2 separate regions of the Homo sapiens genome follow, and region 1 is linked to region 2. The links are chromatin loops, found by intact Hi-C in ENCODE. Cell type or tissue: heart left ventricle. All regions are shown on one strand. Region 1 overlaps PSD2 (pleckstrin and Sec7 domain containing 2). Region 2 has its middle 15 kb from the start of CXXC5.

Evidence for each region. Hi-C counts contacts between places; a loop is a spot of excess contacts. Peaks named below come from ENCODE experiments on the same cell type or tissue, not always from the same donor. Only the 100,000 strongest peaks of a DNase experiment are listed, where the experiment ranks them.
Region 1: a loop joins it to region 2, with 2.9 times the contacts of the local background. A loop is called at or near these places in 22 of 110 quality-filtered maps.

The regions. Positions count from the first base shown.
Region 1 is chr5:139,843,242-139,845,741 of GRCh38, forward strand. PSD2 (pleckstrin and Sec7 domain containing 2) reads left to right here. Exons shown (of 15, transcript NM_032289.4): 15 at 1-1,225. Among named protein-coding and RNA genes, the nearest start is that of PSD2, 49 kb to the left of the region's middle. In heart left ventricle, a CTCF peak has its summit at 1,348 (motif pointing left); a DNase peak (open chromatin) is centred at 1,364.
Region 2 is chr5:139,632,122-139,634,621 of GRCh38, forward strand. No RefSeq gene overlaps it. Among named protein-coding and RNA genes, the nearest start is that of CXXC5, 15 kb to the right of the region's middle. RefSeq lists an enhancer at 1,203-1,497. In heart left ventricle, CTCF peaks have their summits at 1,350 (motif pointing right) and 1,551; a DNase peak (open chromatin) is centred at 1,360.

The sequences.
Region 1 (2,500 bases), 210 kb after region 2:
GCACCTGGCCCCCTGGCATTCCTGACGCTCTAGGAGGGAAGGGGGAGGCAGTGCTGGCCTCCCTTGCCCTGTTTTTCCCTCTTCCAGCTGACCTGTGACTTATACTGCTCTTACCGATGATACTTTTGGAAAAAATAGAGCGTGTATGCACCGCCCCGTTTGTCCCATGGATATCCTGGGGTGTGAGTCGGATGGGACCACGGCCCTGTTTATATTTGGGTCTTTATGTTGGTGCTGCCAGGTCTCTGAGCTCCAGAGGTGGCCTCTTGGACAGATCTACTGCTATAGGAATAAAAGACACTCTGTCTCGCAAATGGCTGCTTGTCAACAAGCCCAAAGATGCTTGTCGGAGGACGGTTATGGAAGCCCTTAATTCTTGGTTGTGGGAAAAGGTGGAATGACAAGTTATTGATTGTTTTTCTGTCGCTATTTCTTTCATTTGTCTAGTGAATCAGAAAGGCTTAGCCAAGGCCACATCTGGGAAGAGTGGAGAAATTTGCCACTTGACGATCACGGATTAGCTAGCACCTTTAAGCCCTGCATTTCTCCAACTGACAAGTGGGTGGGGGTGATGGCACATTCAGTGTGGCTATGAAGAGCGAATCCTCTCTATTGTTTAAATAGATTACTGTAGTTTGGCCAGGAATTTGGCGTCAGTGGTAACACACTTAGTTAATAAAATAAGCCAGGCTTGCAACTAAGTATCTAACTTTACAGGCCCACTCACATTTGAGGCAAGGGGCTATTGAGTATGTGGAGAGATGTAGTGATTTAAATTCAGATTATTTAAGTTGGATCAGCTGAAGTGTGTTTTAGACCCAAACCATCTGGCCCCTTCGTTTTGCTCAGAGGAAGTAAATGTTCACTTAAATGAAATTGAAAACGCCATGTGGCACCACAAAAGAGCTCTCTGTACTTTCCCCATGCTGCCTCAAAAGTTCTGTGAGTTTCGGGGTCAGTGTCCCACCCTTCACTTCCCGAGGGCGGGTGAGTGGAGAGCAGAGCCAGGAGCTCTGGCAGCTGTGGACAGATGTGCTTCCTGAGCATGGGTTGTGCCTCCCATCAGTAAAAAAATGTTTAGTTCACTTCCTTAATTGTATAATTATTTATTTGTAAATTATATACATGTACTACTGTACTAAAATATTATGTACATTATAAAACATACACAAAAATAGAAATTTAAAAAAGATGAGATGAAAATAAATCTAAGTCAAAGTTCTAATAGTTCTTCCTGCATTCGAATGGATCCTCACCACCCACAACTGCTGCCTCCAACATGCCCATTTTCTAGGACTGTTCAAATTCAGGACTGGTGACATGCAATAAGTGGTTTGCGCCACCTGGTGGTCCTGGGAAGTGGCCTCGGGCTCAGGGACTTCTGGGGGTTGCCCCTTGAGGACGGTGTCTCTTGCGCCTTCATCCTCTCATTCAATGAGGGCCAACTGTGTGCTGCACGCTGGGCGGGGTGATGGGGATACGGTGGTGGGAGGAAGTTTGGCTGCCTGTCCTCGTGGGGCTCACAGTTTCGTGAGGAGAAGAACAGGCAGTTACCATTACCACTTGGGCCTCTGGGAGGGGCTGGAAAGAGAAGCCAAAAAATGACCTGGAAGAGAAAAGAAAGAACTGGGAAAGTGGGGATGAAGCCTCTGACTTGCGAAGCTGCCTGAATGTCGTCCTACGTGTTCCAGCGACGGGGCGGTGGTAGGGAAGTAGCTTGACAGGACTGCGACTCTTCCTGAAAGGCCACTGGGAAGGCTTCCCCAGGCAGAGGTTTGAGAGGCAGAGTGGAGAAGGGGCCTCTCTGGCCACATGTGTTCCCGGGTCCTAATCATACCTGTGAAATGAATGGGTGGATGACAGGTGAGGAAAGAACTCTGTTAGGTTCTGGCCTTGGACTCTCCGCACATATGGCAGGTACTGTAGGATTCAAAGCATATAATGAAGGTACCCGATGCTCATGCAAAGATCGGTGAGTTCACCAAGAGGTCATTCAGAATCAACCGAGGGCCACATAGAGATTGGTGGGTTCATTGGGTGGCTTCTGACTCTAAAATTTAGAAAGCAACAGCAACCTAGAGCCCCCAGAAAGGTCACACGAGGACAATAAGCTGGACCACACAAAGGTCAATGGGTTCCCCAAGAGTTCATATGGAGTTAATTTGGGATCCTACAGAAGCCACAAGTCACAGAGAAGAATAACTGGCTCTCAGAGAATTTTAAAGTCAACTACGAAACCAGAGACAGCAGAGGGGCCTGGATGAGATCAACAGAAGGGGGCCGGGAGGGGCCAGTGAGTTGCAGGTTTATGCAGGATTGAGTTCATTATTTTCCTTTTTAAAATTTTTTGTAGCAGATACTTTTTCCCAGCACCCCCACAATAAATACAATAACTTTAATTTGTTCTTTATTTTTTTCCATCGACTCCCTCTCATCTAGTTTTTGTCACTCTGGCTGTGTGATACAAGGATGCAAGGCACAGGATATTGTCATCACCACC
Region 2 (2,500 bases):
CCAGGCACACCTCTCCCTGCCCTGAGCCACTTGTTCTCAATTCTGTTTAAACTTCCTTTTTGGTACTTAAAAATCTTAAATCTTAAAAAGATGTCACCCTTCCCTAAACTTTAGAGCCTCTGGAAAATGTGAGTGGGGAGGGTTTGGTTTTTTGAGTTAAAACCTAGTCTTCAAATTGCCAGCTTTCCTTGGGTTTAAAGTTCTCCATAGAAAATGAGATTGCTTTAGAAGCTCCAAAGCTCCTGGGCCCTCTGACTTGGAGGTTTCTAGAAACAACCCACAAATACAATCTGACATTTGGGACGCAGAGCCAGCACCATCTTGGGTAAGAGAAGTGTTCCATGTTTGAGGTAGTTGGCAAATGCTAAGCTACCTATGTGGTGACAGTTGTCTGGAGCTTTTCCCATCTGATTAAGGGGCAATACTGATTTGGTCGTTGTGGGCAGTTTCTCCTCCTAGCCAGCATCACTGCCATCTTGGAAGGTGTGGCTACCTGTCATGTGTTGCACAGAGAGTCGAGGGGAGCTGGCCTCGTTTGAGAGGGCACCTGAGACTTTCAGTCACCTGCTGCAGAGTGACAGAAGGAACAAGGGAAACCAAGGCTTTCCCAAACTTGCCAGAGAAGGTGAGCTTTTTGGAAGGATGGTTCCAAGTGACCTCAGCTTAGTCCTCCTTTGGAGGAAACAAGGCAAGTTGGGGAGGCTCTGGTGCATAACAAGTTATAGGGCAGGTACTGTTTCCTGGATTCAACCTCCAAGCTTCATAAAAAGGCAGTTCCAGCCAGGCGTGGTGGCTCACGCCTGTAATCCCAGCACTTTGGGAGGCCGAGGTAGGTGGATCACCTGAGGTCAGGAGTTCAAGACCAGCCTGAGCAACATGGAGAAACCCCGTCTCTACTAAAAATACAAAATTAGCCAGGCGTGGTGGTGCATGCCTGTAATCCCAGATACTTGGGAGGCTGAGGCAGGAAAATCTCTTGAACCGGGGATGTGGAGGTTGCAGTGAACCGAGATCCGAGATCGCGCCATTGCATCCAGCCTGGGCAACAAGAGAGAAACTCTGACTCAAAAAAAAAAAAAAAGGGCGGGGGGCACTTCCTTTTGAAGTTTCAGATGTATATTGGAGGGAGCAGAATTCCTTTGTGATTTCTTCCTTAATACATTGTGTCCCTGAGGTGGTCCCTGTTCTTCCTGTCTCCTGTCAGCCCCCTGGCTCAGAGGACGGCTGAATGGAGTTGCATTTCAGTGCCCACAGATGGAGGTGATGACTGAAGTGTGTTTGCTTATGTGGGGAGTGAGATGATGGCTTTGGTGTCTGAGTGGATGCTAGTGCCTTGAGTGGCCAGCAGAGGGCAGTGGTGACCCATAGCTGTGACAACCGTGAGGCGTGTGGTCAGTGAATCTGCATGGGCACAACCTGAGAGGGGCTTTTGTTGGAGTGGGGAGATTCTTTCGGACTTAAGCTTTGTGCGTGGTATATCCAGAATCAGATGGGCCAGTGCCAAGTTCAGTCAGGTTCTCAGCCTTACAGTGAAGGAAAAGGTTAGTGACTTGTATTTCAGCCCAAAGCCTACTGGAAGTGTCAAGCTGCCAGCTCCCCTCTGCCCTCCCCGTTGCTATGGCAGCCATGTCTCTGTGTGTGAATAGGTGAACCAGGCTCCAGGTTAGGACCTCTGCCCACCTAGCTCCAGGTTACATGCAGGAAAAGATCTGTCTATTGCTGCATGTGAACAAGGAGATCCCATATTTCTAGCAGGTCACAGAGGCAGCAGTCCATTATCACTTGCCTGCCCACCTACCCTGGGCAACCAGCACATGGCTCCTTAGACCTTGAAGATGGAGGCCTGGGGACAGAAGGAGCAGAGTTGGGGGCTAGTGATAGGGCCTGGGAAATGTTCTTGTCTGTTTCAAGTTTATCTTGTATTTTGGGGCCCTGGTCTCCTCAGTCTTCCAGCCCAACAGGTGTGAGCGTCCAGGGCCACCACCCGGAAGCCAGCTGCCTCTTCATGGGGAAATCTTTGAAATTCAAGGCTTGGCCATCTGGATATGCAAATGTTCCAGATTTGCTGAGCCCACCAAGTGGCTGAGCCCCCCATGCCTGGGGCCTGTCAGCCACATTCTCCATGGCTCCCTCCTTCTAACAGGGACAGGGGCAGGCAGGGAATCTAAATTCCCAGGTCAAGGAGTTTATTTGGGAGCCCCAGGCAGGGCTGTGAGAATTAGCTACCACTGCCCCTAGATGGGGAAAGCTGCCTGGGTGCTGTTGGTACCTAGAACCTAAGCTTTTGCCTACTGATAGACTCTAAGGAGAACGGTGTATTGAGAGCTCCACGAGTCCTGCTGTAGTGCCTAATCATGTGAGGGATTTTGCTGGATCCAAAGGAATCTCAACTAAGAAAGTTTCTGGAATAAGGAGGGAAGCCTTGGGTCTAGCCTCGCTAGAGGGTGGGAGCTACCTGCAGGGAAAGCTGCTGACTTCCTATTATGTCAAACCCAGGCAA